2 separate regions of the Mus musculus genome follow, and region 2 is linked to region 1. A link is a loop called in an ENCODE intact Hi-C map of the cell type or tissue named here. Cell type or tissue: left cerebral cortex. All regions are shown on one strand. Links, peaks and the distances in the headings refer to the core of each region. The heading gives the core; the rest is flanking DNA.

What was found. Peaks named below come from ENCODE experiments on the same cell type or tissue, not always from the same donor. Only the 100,000 strongest peaks of a DNase experiment are listed, where the experiment ranks them.
Region 2: it touches region 1 in a loop (7-fold over the local background); 2 of 42 quality-filtered maps call a loop at or near these places.

Annotation. Positions count from the first base shown.
Region 1 is chr6:120,792,578-120,800,892 of GRCm38, reverse strand. Slc25a18 (solute carrier family 25 (mitochondrial carrier), member 18) reads right to left here. Exons shown (of 10, transcript NM_001081048.2): 9 at 7,908-7,983; 10 at 6,911-7,391. The coding sequence ends at 7,250. It overlaps Atp6v1e1 (ATPase, H+ transporting, lysosomal V1 subunit E1), which reads left to right. Exons shown (of 9, transcript NM_007510.3): 8 at 2,929-3,016; 9 at 5,129-5,649. The coding sequence ends at 5,191. Among named protein-coding and RNA genes, the nearest start is that of Slc25a18, 23 kb to the right of the region's middle. In left cerebral cortex, for the core only: a CTCF peak has its summit at 7,748 (motif pointing left); DNase peaks (open chromatin) are centred at 1,050, 2,637, 4,576 and 7,769; H3K27ac peaks cover 3,217 bases.
Region 2 is chr6:120,854,677-120,863,058 of GRCm38, reverse strand. Bcl2l13 (BCL2-like 13 (apoptosis facilitator)) reads right to left here. Exons shown (of 7, transcript NM_153516.2): 3 at 97-204. Among named protein-coding and RNA genes, the nearest start is that of Bcl2l13, 23 kb to the right of the region's middle. In left cerebral cortex, for the core only: no CTCF peak of the experiment used is centred there; a DNase peak (open chromatin) is centred at 4,430; H3K27ac peaks cover 903 bases.

The sequences.
Region 1 (8,315 bases), core at 1-8,000:
AAGTTGAGGAAAAGGTTTATTTGGCCAACACTTCGAGATCACAGTCCATCATTGGAAGACGTCAGGACAGGAATTTAAGCAGGGCTGGAAGCTGATACAGAGGTCACAGAGGGGGCTGCTTATTGACTTGCTCCTTAGGGCTTGCTCAACCTGCTTTCCTTTTTTTTTTTTTTTTTTTAAAGATTTATTTATTATTATATGCACATACACTGTAGCTGTCTTCAGACACTCCAGAAGAGGGTGTCAGATCTCATTATGGATGGTTATGAGCCACCATGTGGTTGCTGGGATTTGAACTCAGGACCTTCTGAAGATCAGGCAGTGCTCTTAACCATTGAGCCATCTCTCCAGCCCCCTCAGTTGGGCCCTCCCCCATTGATCACTAATTGAGAAAATGCCTTATCTATAGCTGGATATCATGGAGGCATGTCCTCAACTGAGTCTCCTTCCCTTCTGCTGGCTCTAGTTGTATCAACTTGACACAAAATCAGCCAGTACAGTGGGAAAGCCCATCCTGGATTTAGTCCTCAGCCCTAAGAACACTGTTTTCTTGGGTGAGGTCTTTGCTGCAGGAGAAAGGTGTGGCTGTATCCTCCAGGTACCTGCGTCTGTTTTCCTGTCATTCCTTCAAGCTGGTCTTGAGGTCAGGGCGGCAACACTTTGTGCATGGGAGTGTGGAACATAATCCTGTTCGCTGTTGGAAATTAGTGTTGGTGCCCAGAGCTTTCTGTCTGACATCACATTGCTACCATTGCCTAGCCTGGAGCAGGGTCTTGGGAAACCTTGAGCTAAATGGAAAGAGCTGAGGCTTGGGGCTGTGACATGGTTGAGAACGAACATTGGCCGTCAAAAATAGATTTGGGGTTTGAGGGTTTGTTTTATTTCTTGCTACACCAGGTAGAACCCAGGATGTCATGAAAGCGTGAGTCAGATGTGGGTTTGCTTTACTCGGCTGAGGGCTGTCTGAGTGGTGATGCAACACTTATTTTGTCTCTTTGAGCCTTGGCTTCAGTTTTGGTTTTTTTGTTTTTGTTATTCTGGTGGTAAGAGGATGAGACAGGATTTCATTCTGTAGACTAGGTTGGTTTTGTTCACAGCAGCCAGGAGGCTGGGATCACAGGCATGGCTCACCATGCCCAGCTGACTTGAGTAAATTGAAGCATTTGAAATGAGATCATGTCTAGGCGTGCTCAGTGGTGCCGATGTGCTGTGGAAACTGAGCAGACAGTGCAGAGACATCAGGTACAGGGCTGGCTGATCCTCCTGGGACCTTGTCATCAGACATGTATTGAATTTCAGAGAGCAGAATAGCAATGACGTGGGCTGGGGTGCAGCTCGGTAGTTGAGAGCGTGCATAGCAGGTGTGAGATCAAGTCCCATCATCAGCACCAAAGACAGACAAAGTGCCGATGCTTCCCATTGTGTAGTATCTTCAAGTCTAAGACAGCACTGTCATGGCCAGGTATACTAACATTTCCCAATTGACACACAGGAAAAGCTAGGCATGGGGCACCTTCCTGTAATCACAGTCCTTGGGATGCTGTAGCAGAAGATTGTCAGGAGTTCATGGCCAGCAACGTGGAGATGCACATCCTACCAGCGGTGTAGCTGCCAACCTGGGCAACATAACTACACCTTGTTTGAAAACAGAAAACAAAAATTGGCAATTTTCATGCTATGCAAGATAAATAGGTCAAGATCTGCTAGTTTCTGCCAGATGACAAGAGGCAGGCAGTTCTTATCTGAAGGATGCGTGGCTTTCAGAGCCTTTTGAGGTTTAATATTACAGTTAAGAGATTGCAGGCTTACTGTTTTGGGTTAAGTGGTATTTGTTTAATGTGGTTACTACTCCTTTTGGTTTCTCAGAGTGCATTTCCTCATCTACTACATCTCGTACACGAGACTCAGGTTGCTGTGAAGTTAGGAAGCTGTAGGCTCATCAGGAGTGCTGTGCTTGCTCAGGAGGCTGATCACCTCTCAGCCTCTTGGCTCCAATTGATGATAGAGTGTTTGAGGCCAGTTTGAACCATGCAGGGAGACCCTGTCTCAAAACACAGAAGGAAAGAGAAGAAAGCTGACACTCAGTGCCTGCTGAGGTCATTTTTGCTTATTCTCTCCCTTCCTGTCCTCACATTCCCCCACAAAACACCCAGGAGTCAGGATCTCAGCAGAGCAACATCTTTAGTGCTATGGAGACTGGAAAAAAAGAGGGAGGCACAGAAAGGGGGAGATTGGTACAGCTGTGGCCATCAGCCACCGAACATCCCAAGGAGGAAGTACCAATCCTTTCCCACCTGTGCATAATGGCACGTGCCTGTAATCTCCACAGAAGCAGGAGGATTTTAGATGGTAAGTCCTAGGCTAGCCTGGGCTACCTAGTGAAATGTTGTCTCAAGTAGTATCTGGGTCCTTGTCTGATAGTCCATTTATCTTGGTAATTGACAGAACTGGTCATTTGTAGGTGAATCTTGTTCCCCATGGTTCCTTGAAATACAGTTGACCTGTGTATGTCTCTTGAGTGCTGAGAGGCTTTGAGGAGTGAGGTGACACGTGAGGGTGGCTAGAGGCAGGCACTAGGCAGCCAGGCATGTTGAGTCACTGTCCTTCCTTTGTCAGCAGCATGCAGGTGCCGCCTCTCCATAGGCTGCCTGGTGACTCATAGCTAAGAGAATTGAAGCTGGTTTCTACCTTGCTGGGAAGGGCTGGCTAGAATTGAACAGCACGCTGCAGCCCCATGGCTGTGCTCAACAGTCACTGTACCCTGTGTGCGAGCACTGTGAGTTCTCTCTGACGCTGTGGGATTAGTGTTGCCCTGTCTGTACACTTTACATGCCGAGGCTGTCCTGTGCTGAGGGTAGGAGTCGGGTAAGTGTCGTGTCATGGACATACATCTCAAGCCCGTGACATTACTTCCTGTGTTCTCTGTAGAGCTGGTGGCGTTGAGATCTATAATGGGGATCGCAAGATAAAGGTTTCCAACACCCTGGAAAGCCGGCTGGACCTGATAGCCCAGCAGGTGAGTGCAGACTCTGGTTACGTGTCGGCTGGCACTTACTGCAGAGAACTCAACGCTGATCTTCATGTCTCCACATTTGTACACTGAACCCAAGGATACAAGCCTAAAGTGCTGGTCATCTTCCAGACATGGGTTAACAGTTTCTGTTGACTTTCTTAATCCCTTATTTAGGAGTATAGTTTCAACTGGGTGTGGTGGTGCATGCCTAGAGACAGGCAGATCTCTGTGAGTTCGAGGCCAGCCTGGTCTACAGAGTGAGTTTCAGGACAGCCAGGGCTACACAGAGAAACCCTGTCTAGAAAGAACAAAAACAAACATACAAATACAGAGTAGGTTAGCCAGATGTGGTAGCTGATTGGGAGACTGATGGAGGGTTACTGTGAGGCCGGTCTGAGCTGCAGGTTGGGACCCTGTCTCCCAGAGAGTGCAGTATGCTGAAATGAAAGTGCGTGTCTTGTAGCCAGAGCACTTGTGCATCATCTTCAGGAGGCCTAGAGCTAGTTAGCCCTCTGTGCTAGCCAGTCCTGCAGATGGGGAGTTAGCGGAGATGAGAGATAAATAGCTCAGTGAGTAAAGTTCTTGCCTCATAAGCTTGAGGAGCTGAGGTCTCCTGGGAGGCTTCATCCATCAGCAGCAGATGCAGAGACTCACAGGTAAACATCAGCAGGAGCTCAGGGAGTCTTGGGGGAGAGTGGGGTAGGGGTGAGCAAGCTGGAGGGGTCAAGAACACCACAAGACGACCCACAGAGTCAACTAACCTGAGACCATGAGGGCCAGAGTGTGGCCACCAACCAGGGAGCATGCAGGAGCTGGACAAATGTGCAGCTTGGTCTCCATGTGAGTCCCCTAACAAGTGGAGAGGGGACTGGCTGTCTTGGTCTCTGTTCCCTGCCATTGGACCCCTTTCCTCTACCTGGACTGCCTGGTTAGGTCTCAGTGGGAGAGGATGTGCCTAGTCCTCATGGGACTAGCTGTTCCAGGATGGGGTTCCTGTTCTCCAAAGAGAAGGGGAGAGGGCAATAGGAGGAGGGATCTGTAAGGGTAGGACGGGGGCGGGGGGCTGTGATTAGGATGTAAAGTTTATATAAATATATAGAAAAGGAAGGAAGGAAGGAGAGAGAGAAAGAAGCCACATAAAGTCAGGCATGGTGACATGTTTCTAGTTCCAGCCATGGGGAAGCAGATGCAGGAGGATTCTTTGGGCTCGTTGGCCATCTACCCTAGCTGAGTCATGCAAGCCCCAGACCAGTAAAAAGTGGATTGCTCCAAAGGAATGACATTTGTGGTTGTCCTCTGGCCTCTCTCGCACACATTCAGTTCTTTACCAGTACCTAAAGCTGTATTTGATGGAGCACAGTAAAGAAACTGCTGACATGACCCTTCCATGATAATGGTTAAGGCTTTTGTTGTAGAAACGAGAACAGCCAGAGGCATCTGGAAGAGTCCAGAACAGAAGGAGAAAGACGTAGACTGGACATGGTGAGGGCTAGCACAGTGGGTGAGAAGTTCCCATGGAGCTATCAAGGGAGACTGTACAGTGTGGGAGGACAGAAGAGATCTGTGAGAAAAGTGGGGCAGAAGGGAACAGATGGCTGTCTGGGAGCTGAGAAAGGCTAGGATGGCAGTGTGGGTTTGAAATGTGTAACAGCTACTTGGGATACTGAGGGAGCCTGGAGGCCTGCAGGGGCTTTGACACACAACCTATATCCCTTCTGCCAGAGTGGGAACTACTTTCACAAGATCCTGAGCAATGCTGGCTTTTATCAAACTTCCAGACCATTGGAGTGCCTGAGACCCCACAAAAGCCAATGTGGTTACTCTTAGGGGTCACACTCATCCTTGTAACTCTCTGTCAAGACATCAACAGACTCCATCTAAGTGCCCTTTGCAGCCAGTCCTGGAAGGGGTTCACACACTCAGTGTCACAGACTGAGTACAGTAATGACTTCAGGTCTTTCCCCTTTTGTGAGCATAGTCTGACTGCTTAACTGTCTGGCACAGTGCAGCAGATAGGACAGGTCTGATGTGCTTAGCAATGTCCTTTCCCCACATGGTGTTAATATTGTCTGCAACTTCCCTGACTGAGGTCCTGATTTACTGACTTCTTTACAGATGATGCCAGAAGTCCGTGGAGCCTTGTTTGGTGCAAATGCCAATAGGAAGTTTCTGGACTGAGCTTCAGGAGGAGCAGTTCCCCCACGGCTGTTCTCCTGGAGAAGCAGATTATCTGTGTGGCTTCCTCTTTCTGTTCTAATACTGGTAATCAGTGGACACCCTCTACAGCTAATGCCCTCGGCTCAGTGTCAACAGCAGGGCCACTTGGTGTGGGCAAGAACCCAGCCCCAGCTCATCTGAGGCCACAGCTGTTCACTGGGTTTGCAGCAGGACGGGAGGGTCAGATGTGCTGCACGGCCTCACCCAGGACCCATTCTTTCCCTGTCCTGCTCTAGTCTAGAGTGAGTTGTGCATGCTGTCCCTGCTCTTTGGGCATAAAGTGCATGTGGGACTCACATTCCTCCAGGAACACTACCTTCGCTGTTACTGTTTAGGTCTAGTCTTCCTTCTCTGTAAATGTGATTTAAAATCTAAGCCACAAATATTCTTTATTTATTAAAACAGAGGGCTTATGTGGATTTAGTTGTTGTTCCTTATGTAAGGCACCGAGTTTGTGATTTGAGAGTAAGTTCCACTGGGCACGGTAGCCCACACCTGTAGCCCTAGCTGTGGTGGGAGGATTGTTTGGGGGCAGCCTGGGCAACAGGAAGATCCAGAGAGGAGCTATCCCAAATCCCTGCCGTACATTAACCTGCCTGTCCTGGAGGCTGGACAGCTTTGTGTGTGTGTGTGTGTGTGTGTGTGTGTGTGTGTGTGTGTGTGTGTGTGTGTTAGCAGTGGGTGCCAGAGCCTCATAGGGAAGCAGATGCTGCACCGCTGAGCCATGCCCCGCAACCTGTGGCCTGTGCATCTTTGGGGTTTTACCTATCTTGTCTTAGAGAGAATAAGGCCGTTTTCAGATGGATTATCTGCATGTACATCGGCGTACTCCCCCAGACCCAAGTTTTACGTTAGGTGGGACTAATGGAGGTTCTTTTCAGTTTTGTAGTTTGGCAGGGTTGCATACAGTGTAGGCTGGCCTAGAATGTGCTCACTGATGTTATGACCTTCATGTTTCCTATCCTCCCGTCCTCAGCTACTAAGGACTGGGACTATAGGCACGGGCCACCATGGTGTTGGGGGTGGAATCCTTTGCTAACTGACCTGTGTACCCAGCTCTCATTCCTGTTTTCTTAGGGCCTAACATCATTTGTGTGGCTTCGGAGAAATGAATTGAGGGCCATGAGATTGGGTTTCTTGGTGTTGACATGGCCATGAAAGGTAGAAAGAGGTGAGAGTCAAGGGTAGGAACTGGAGCCAGCACCTGCTGCTCTTCCGGAGGACCTGAATTCAGTTCTTAGTGCCGTGTCTGGCAGCTCACTACCACCTGTAACACAGCTTTAGGAGGTCCAATGCTCTCTTGGGGGTTACAGATACACAGACATGTAAATTAGTAAATAATTATTTTTTAAAAGCTGAACTCTTTCAGTGTACAATTTCCCCCCAACCACTCTCCACTCTAGAACAGCAGTTGGAAGACAGTAATGAACTGTCTGTGGGGCCCAAGAAGGCACAGCTTGACTCTGCAGAATGACAGTCATCTGCTATGCTGATTACAGGACAAGGATTTAACCAGCTTTATTTCAGATCATGTCCCACAAGCATCTATTGGAAGGGATCTGGGCCCATACTTCAGGGTGAGTATCTGGGGCAGGACCGCTGCTGAGGTGGCCAGAATGTTCATTCAGGCTCTCAGACTATTGCTGATGCCCGCGAGGGCACAGGTGCACTTCTGATCTGTTAGGGCGGCAAGGTTAGGATTGACGCTAAACCCTCACAGGACGATTCTGTGCCACACTTGCCTGCAGTGGGGATGTTAGTGTGGAAGAGCCCTTCTGTCTTACTGCACACGGTCCTGCCATAGTACATAAGAGGTTGGGGCTTCCGAACATCTCTGGTTCAGAAAGTTTAGTTTTCATAAAGGAGATGAAGGCTCTACTCGCTTAGTAAAATGGGTCATTTCTTCTGAGGTAGCACTACAGGTTAGAGACCACGTACGTCAGAGCCAGCATCTTATACTTCCAGCAGTGCCACCTAGTTCCCTAGGGCCAGAGGTGACAGCAAGAAGTGACACATAGATTACTCAAAGCACTTCAAGATGCGCTCTCCGATGCCAATGAAGTAGACGCCCTGGGCGATCCCAAAGAGGGGGGCTATGACCAGGGCACGGCAGCCTGCTCCTTTCATGAAGGCTGCTGGCCCCTCCTGTGTCCAGAGCTTCCTGTGAAGGAAGAAAGGAGAGCTTGGTAGGTGAAGGCTACGCACACATTTACTCAGGACTTTCTGTTGTTGGATTTGGGGAGAAGGTCTCTAGGTGTAGCCCAGGCTCTCCCTGGGCTACCCTCAATCTCCTGAGTGCTAGGCTTATAGGATTACAAGCTCTGAGGCATCAAGTCCACAGCGTCTCCACACTTTGAGACAAAAGCTCACTAGTTCAGGCTGACCTGTGGCCCTCTCAAGTGCTAGGCCAAAGACTGGAGCCGTTAGATCCCATTTGGCCAAGTATCTGCGCGCCACCTTTAGACTGTATTGTGAGAGAGGAAGCTATTTAGCAATCCCAGATTTGTCTGCCATCTGGTGGGAGGAGTGGGGAGCAGCAGAGACTCATGGGAGAATCGGAAGCTCCCATTCTCTGTAGCATTCTCTGAGAATCGAGGGCCAACACATTCCAAGGCAGTGGCAAGTTCTGCCAGGAAGCGCATCTTGAGCTGGGTGGTGTCTGGGGTGCTGAGCTCACCTGGCACAGTCAGTGACTCCGCTGTAGGTGTCCTCACCCAGGCCTTTCTTGAGGGTCTGAATTCGAGTCTTCAGAACTGAATGAAGCAGAAGTTAGAACAAGTAACAGACTCAGGAGCTTATCTTTCTGCACACCAAGTGGGGTTGCCCTGTGGGGACGGGCCCTGTGAGGACGCTTGTGTGACTGTGAAGTGAGCAGCTTTCCTCTAGCTGGAGAAGCAGTGAGGGAGCAGGTGTGGCCCTGAGCTCAGAGAGAGCATTTCCTCATAGGTTCCTCAGTGCTAGCTCTCACATGCAAGAGTCAGAACTCCCTGGAAGAAAAGGCCTCTGGGAGTGAGGGGCTATGTGGTGACAAGGAACATTGGGGACACCAGCCTTTGAGGATTGGGACTTTCTGGAAGCCTGACTC
Region 2 (8,382 bases), core at 131-8,130, 62 kb before region 1:
AAAAATAAAAAAACCAACTAAATCAACCAAACCATAGAACATAGAACACAGCCAACAGAATATGCTCACTGCCCAAGAAAGTAAGAGTGAACAGACCTTCAGAGACTTCTTTGTCCAGGGTTTTCAGTTCTTCCTCAATCTCAGATTTAAGTTTTAATAAAACTTCTGGATTCAGAGACTGGGGAGCCACATCTAGTTGAACTCCTGAAACAAACAAGAGAAGACAAGAGAGGTTGCTATAGCAAGAGTGACAGATACACCATTAGGAACCAGTGGCATCAGTCACTTGTGGAGGCTGTGGCAGGAGGGTCACTTCAGATCAGGATTTATAGAGCCAGCCTGAGCATCATAGGAATACCCTATCTCAAAACACCAAGCAACAGACAAGACACAGACCTATTTACACTTAGAAGTAAGTCAGAAAACAAGTCAGTTTCATTCTCAAGACTAGAAGGTATTTTTGCAACATAACAAAGCTGAGGTACAGATCAGGGGAAGGGCATCTGCCCAAATGCAGGCACCCCGACTAACCCCCAGAACTGAAAAAAAGCAGTAGAAACAGCAATTAATAAAAGTATGTAGGGCTAAGTAAAGTCTAACATAGAAAAGAAACCCCTGAGCATTTCTGCCAGAAATGAGAAAACAGAATCCAGAAACACACAGCAGGAGACAGGAAGAGAATGGTATCCACATGCATTGGTCCTATCTGGGCGGTATGGCCCCGAGATACTGAGGGCCACTTGTTTCAAGTGAGTTTCACTTAGGCCTCCTTTCCTTATCTTTATCCAGAGCCACATGGAACTAGGGTTCTACCCCCTCTCTCTGTGCTCTATATTACAGACCTCTAGGAAAGGCTGGACATAGTGGTTTATACCCATAATCCCAGCATTTGGGAGGCAGAGGTTGCCAAGTTTGATACCAGCCTGGTATAATAACAAACTCTAGGCCAATCACGACTACATGTGTAGTGAGATCCTGTCTCAGAAGTAAATAAGCAAGAGAACTCTTAGTAAACAGCAAAAACCTCTGAAGAACTGTGCTCAGATGACAGCATTAGAGCTTCCAGTGACAGAAGTGATTCCTGGAACAAGTACCCCTGTGTTCTTGGCTTTGACTAAGAATCAATGCTAATTTGACTGCCTAGGACCTTATGGATAGCATAGCTTTGAGGTCATTCTCAACGTGGAAATCTACAGTATTCCTACTTCTCATTTTACACCTTGGTTTTTCTATTGTATGTGTGTACAGGGGCAGGGGGTGTATACAAGTGTGTGTGCAATCACACATGCACTTGTGAGCATATGTAAGTGGAAGACACAGGATGACATCAGATGCCTTCCTCGATTGCTTTATAACATTTATTTATTTGTTATTTGTTTTTATATGTATGAGGGTTTTATCTGAATTTCTGTGTCCCACGTAAATGCCTGGTGCTGATGGATGCCCTATAACTGGAGTTACAAATGGTTGTGAGTTGCCAAGTGGTGCTAGAGATTGAACCCAGGTCCTTTGCAAGAGTAGCCAGTATTCTTTACCAATATAGTATTTTAATTGATTATTTGGGAATTTCACATCACGCACCCTAATCACACTCACTTCCCAGTCCTTCCAAGTCCACCCCCATCCTTGTGAGACACACACATACACACACACAGGGGAGGCAGGACACAAGTCCAATTTGAATTGTATATAAACTCGCTGGAGCATGGTCAAACTCCCAGTGGCCAGCCCCCTAAAGAAAACTGAGTCCTTTCTACCTGTACTCTGAGCAGAAGCCATCAACTGTGGGAAGCTAGGCTTCAACATCCTTATCATAATATTTCTTTTGGCATGTTTAGTGTTTGCTTTTAAGATTTATTTATATAAGTAGACATAAAATAAATACATATTACATAAATGTGTATGTGTGTGCTCTATGTATGTATGTATGTATGTATGCATGACAGAAGAGGGCATCAAATCCCATTATAGATGGTTGTGAGCTACCTGTGCTTGCTAGCGTTGAACTTAGAACCTCTGGAAGAGCAGCCAGTGCTCTTAATACTGAGCTATCTCTCCAGCTCTTTATCACAATTTTTAAAGAGTTCTCTTTGATGGCTTCCTTTTTAGGCTGTTACTTTGAGTAGGGAGGGGTAGGAGGGTACAGGTTGTCACAGCAACTTTCTATGTCCTTCTTTCCCAACGGTTTGTCTGCAAACATCAATGGACACCACTGTGAAAGTAGCTTCTTTCTTCGCCTTTATAGTGATCAGGAGTTCGTTCGGATCCTGGGCTTCTCCATCATTTCTAGCAACATCACAGACCACAAACATCCACATGGTCGCCAGCATCAGCACATGCCTAGGACCTCCAGTTGGTTTCCAGTGGCAGCATGGACCATGGACATCAGCATGGCCAAGGCCAGTGTTCTGAACTGCTGAGCCGTTTCTTCAGCCCATCCATCTTATTCTTTGAAATGGGGTCTTTGCTGAACTGGAGCACAGTAGCTAGCCAATGAGTTCTAGGGACCCACTTGTCTCTGCCTCCCCAGTACATACAGGGTTACAGAACAATGCCACTACATCTGGCTTTTACCACATGGGTGCGGGGTCCAGCTTAAGTTTGCATGGTAGGCACTTTCCTAATGGAGCTATCTCCTGGGACCTATCACACACTGCTTTGAGAGAGAAGGGGATGAAATTGGGTCTTACTAAGTAGCCCTAACTGGCATCCAACACGATCATTCTGTCCCACATTCCAGTTGCTGAGTTTGTAAGCATGTGTCATCATGCCTGGTTCCATAGTGCATACTCATAAGCCACATCAAATATGTGTGGTGAAGAGTGGTTTTTAAGAAGCAATCCAGCATGGGGCCAGAGAGATGGCTCAGTGGTTAGGAGCATGGACTGCTCTTCCAGAAGATCCAGGTTCAATTCCCAGCACCCACACGGCAGCTCACAACTGTGTGGATCACCAGCTCCAGAGTAATCAGCACCTCCTCACACAGACACACACACATGTGAGTAAATGCACATAAAATAAAAGTAAATAAACCATAGAAAAATGTAAAAAGAGCAACCCAGCATGCATCTGCTGCCAACGTCTTCACTATTCAATAAGCAGAACACCTTTTACCCACTGCCCTTCCCTGTCCTGATGATTAACCTCCAAGGACAATTTAAGTCTGCTTCTATATCATGTCTTCAGTCTTCAGTGATGTTTTTTAAAAGAAAGAGTCTCAACTTTCCCAGGCAGGACTTGAGCTCATAAAGTCAAGGGTGACCTTGAACTTCTGACTCGTGTATGCCACCACGCCCGGTTGTACATGGTGTGGGGACTAAGCCTAGGGTTTTATGCAAGCGCTCTATCAACTGCCCTACAATCCAAGCCTTCAGTTACACTTACTTACCCATGCTTGAAGTTCAGTAGACGACTTTCAGGATCACACAGTTAAACACTTACATGTACTCTAGCCTATATCTGATGTTTTTACACTTTGTTCTGACCAGATTACAAACACTCTGAGACACTGGCATTCTTAAGACTTATGTCAAACATGAACTAAGGAAAGAGAAATACTTGGTAGTAGTGGCTGTCACTATCTGCTGTGGTACAACCTAAAAGATCACAGTGGATAGAAGACTACGCACAGAACACAACCTCATTGCATATACACAACTGCTGGTAGAAAGAGACAAGAAGAAACTGAATTTCCATCACTTATACAGACAAAAAATGGTTCAAATATAAATTTAAAGAAATAAAAAGTTATTTACTACTGCTTTGAGGCTACTAGAATGGCAAAATAAATTAAAAAGGAAGTAAATTGAGAAGCGATATTCTACAAGAGAATGTAAAAACTAACCAACGACATAAACAGGGCAATAAATACTCCATTTATTTAGGGCAGTGGATCAAGATAGGGAATACAAGGAAGGGAAGAAAGAAATCAGAGCTCAACTACTGCCTCCACACTTATTAGAACTATATCCACTAACCGAAGCATAAGAAAAGACCTCAGCTTTAGACCGACAGTCTGTAAATCAACAAGGCCTCATCAGTACTTGCCCATGCACCAATAATCCATGAAAAAACAATGTTTAAAAACAGACCTTCTATCTGCAGTGGTAGCTCATGCCTGTAATCCTAGCATTTGGGAGGCTGAGGCATAAGAACTGTCACAACTTCAAGGACAGTAGAGATAGGAGGGAGGGAGGGAGGGAGGGAGGGAGGGAGGGAGGGAGGGAGGGAGGGAGGGAGGGAGGGAGAACTCTTTCTGTTAAGTGATTTATTACGGAACCGTAGAATGTATGATTATAGTTTTTGTACACAGTCTCAAATAAGAAGTGATGCCATCTGTCATGGGCTTCTTTCTGGAAGACATGCACGTCTAAAACATACAGAGCCCCACACAGTCCCTGCCACCAGCAGCAGCCCACACAGTAAATGACATTTTCTTGGTTACCATATGCCTCACACCCCAGCAGATTTAGGAGAAGCAGCTGACTCAAGGAGTTCCCATTCTCATGAACTGACATGATGTTGATTACACAGGACAAGTTGTCACACTTGATAAGAAGCCATGTGGAAAGCCTACACCAGTAAAAGGCTACTGCTATTAGGACACAAAAGGCTAGCTAGCTACCCACCCAAGGACAGACAGACTCAATGATCTTCATCTAATTAATCCTCTCCACCCGGACGCAACCGCACAGCAGGGCCAATGCAGCATGAATCCTGTTCAATGACTCCGGGGGAGGGGGGGATATTCAGCACACTGAGGTCCACCCACCTCAACCAGACTAAGAGCTCACCGAGTCAGCAGCCAGCAGCCAGCGCATCCCAGCACTGAGACTCGCCCAGAACTCTCCAGTTAAGGACCACTAGCACATTGTGGCCAACTGAATAGGCAGAGAGAAGTAAACTCTAGCTATAAATCTCCAAACTGAGACATACTAAGCCACCCCTAAGGTCAGACCAGAGAAACGGCCTGATCTTCTCCTTTAGACCTCGGCAGGCACCAGGGATACATGTGGTACACATACATATAGGCAGGTAAAACACTAAGGTGCATAATATAAAATAAATAAACCTAAAAATCATGTTTTTCAGATGAGACAGTAGTGCACATCTCTAATCCCAGCCCTTAAGGGGCAAAGAGAAATGGATTTCTGAATCTGAGGCTAGACCGGTCTACATAGAGAATCCCAGGAAAGCAGTGTGAGACTGTCTCTAAATTAATTAATTAACTAATTACATTTTAAATTAAGTAGCTGAGCATGATGGGATACTCCTTTAACCCCAGCACTTGGGAGGCAGAGACAAGCAAATCTCCTGTGAGTTACAGGTCAGCAAAGCAATACAGTGACACCCTGCCCCCACAGGTTTGTTTCCTTTTTCTTTCTGTTTTGTTGTTGTTGTTGTTTGTTGTTTTGTTTTATGTACAACACACACACACAAAGTATGGTGGTTTACACGTAGAATAATCTTAAGAGGACTGCAATGAGTTTGAGGCTAAATTAGGATACAAAGTTCCAGGCCAACCTGGGCTAGTGAGGCTCCGTTTCAAAAAGTCCAAATAAATAATATTTAAATATTACATATGACAAAGCAATCCTACATCTGGGATATATTCCAGACAGAATTCAAAACAAGAGGCAGGGATGTAGCTCAGTTGGCTGCATACTTGCCTGGCACTCGATATAGGCCTGGGTGCCACCCCGACTGTCACATAAGCAGGCATGTCATGTGACATGCTCCCCATGCTCAGTCACCTCACAGGCCCATCAACCTAAAATGTCAACATTCAGGACTTCAAGGTCACCTCCAGCTACACATACAGTTCATGGCTAGCCTGGGCTACACAAGACCTAATCTCAAAACAACAAAAAGAATTCAAAGCAGGAACTTAGCACATATTTGTACATCCATGTTCAAGGTAGAATTACTCACAATAGCTAAAATGTAAGAAAACCCAAATCTCCATAAACAGGTGAATGGGTAAATAAAGTGTGGTGTATACAAATACTCTGCCTTAAGAAGGAAAGAGACACACCATAATGTAAGTCACAAGTCACAAAATGACAAACACCTAATGTGAAATACCTAAGAGCTAAAGTCATAGGAAATTAGAAAAACAGCGGGTACTTGCAGTTTTAGAAGGCATAATATGAGGTTATTATAAACACATGTATGTGACTGAAACGTTACTGATGACAATGTAACTATCCTTCCAAAAAAGAATTATATAAAGCTGGGTCTGTAGCTCAGAGGTAGGACATATAATTAGCATCCATGAGACCCTGGGTTCAACTCCCAGTACTATAAAAAAAAAAAAAGAATAGAAATGTCTTCTTATTAAATCTGTATTAATAATGAGCACAGAAACAAAGCAGTTTATGTTAATATATGCCAAGTTGAATGTAATAAAACATATCACTTGGCATGTAATATGCAAGGCAGAAGGATTCAAACTAAGTATGGTAGCTTACACTGGTAATCCCAGCCTAGATCAGGGCCAGCTAAGCTGCACGAAACCCTGTGTCAAATAAAAAAGGAACAAACAAAAACACAAAGAGAAAGAAAAGACTTAACACAAAAGAGTGCAGTACAGAAGCCTCGTTCAGAAAAGCCAGGGAAGAGTTAACTACTCGCGGAAAAGCACACCCAGAGCAAGACTCACGTAGGAAATAATGAAGAATACACAATGTGACAGAAAACCCTCAGCCATGGACAGCCCCACCTTCTGCAGCCACTTCTCGGTTACTGCTCCACAGACTTGAAACCAAACCCTAACTAACCACAGTGCTATAATAAATCCTATTCATAGACGATGACACAGGGGTGAGAGCCACACCACATTTCAGGGAATAAACGGTAACAAGGAAGCCAGAAGAAGCCAGTGCTTTCCTTAGGGAGGTTGCTCTAATGCTTGGTGGTGCAAGCCTGCAATCTCAGCATACAGAAGGCTTCGTTCAGCAGAGAGGTCATATGCTTAAGGCCAAGTAGGGCTCTGAAGCTCAGTGGTAGACAGACAGAGTGCTTACTGAGCACAGCAAGGCTGGCACTGGCTGGCTGGTTCAGCTCAGCTGTTCTGGCTTACGCACACACTCCAAGCTGCCTGACTCAATCTAGCTTCTCTCAGCTTCTTTCTGAATTGCTCTGCCTGAGCTAGAGCTAACTTTGGAATTTGTTCTAATCTTCTGACGCCGCCATATTCTCTGACGTCAACTGCCTCTGCTGAAGGAGCTGAGCTCACCCCCACTGTCCTGCCTCCTGCGCTGACTGAACTGCCTGGTCTACGAAGCGAGTTCCAGGGCAGCCAGAGCCACACTGAGAAACCCTGTCTCGGGGAAAACAATAAGCACAACTACCAATTTTTAAATTTTAATTCTTGTTATTATAAATGTATGTTTGTGCTCATGCGTGCATGTCATGTATACATGCCACAGTACACATGTGAGGGCCAGAGGTTCTAGACTCCCCACCAAGGTAGAGTTACAGGTGGTTGTGGGTGCCGTGACTCACACCTAACATGAGTGCTAACCCGGGTCCTCCTGAAGAGTACTATGTGCTCTTTATCACTTAGCCATGTTTCTAGTCTTATTTTGTTTTTGAGAAATTCCCATATAGCCCAGGCTAGACAAGACTAGCCTTAACTCCTGATCTTCAGGCAGGCCTCAGACTCTTCCTCTTTATTTTTATGTGTATGGGTGTTCTGTCTGTGTATATATATATATCTATGTACCACATGCATGTCTGGTGCCCAAGGAGGCCTGAGAGGGTATCATATGCCCTGTAATTAGAGTTGCATACACTTGTGACCTGCCATGTGGGTGCTGGGAATTGAACCTGGAACCTGTAGAAAAGCAGCCAGTGCTCTTAACCATAAGCCATCTCTCCAGCCAGGGGCCCAGCTTCTTAAATGACATCTACCAACACACTGACTTCATGTTTAGGTTTAGTTTATATATATAACTAAACTCTGTAGATGAGGCTGTGAGCCACCATGTGGTGCCGGGAAATGAACCCCAGTCCTCTGGAAGAGCAGCCAGTGCTCTTAACCACTGAGCCATCTCCACAGCCCCAGAAGGGGGATAAATTTTAAAAACAAAAAATTGGGATATGTACACAAAATCAGCTATGAAGGTGGGGATAACAAGAATCAAAAAAAGCTAAAGAAGAGCTTTACAAAATGTGGCCCTGGCTACAGCTCCAGACCTGTTCTTATCAGACAGGGGAAAGGGGGCATGGTTATCATTTTAGTATTTGTTTGTTCATGATGTTACAGGTTCAATCTTAGTACTAACAAAAAAGAAGAAAAGAAAATACGAACAACTGAGCAGGAAATAAGGGCCCAAAGTAAGATTTAACTGGAACACAGCCACCCTCATCCATGTGTGG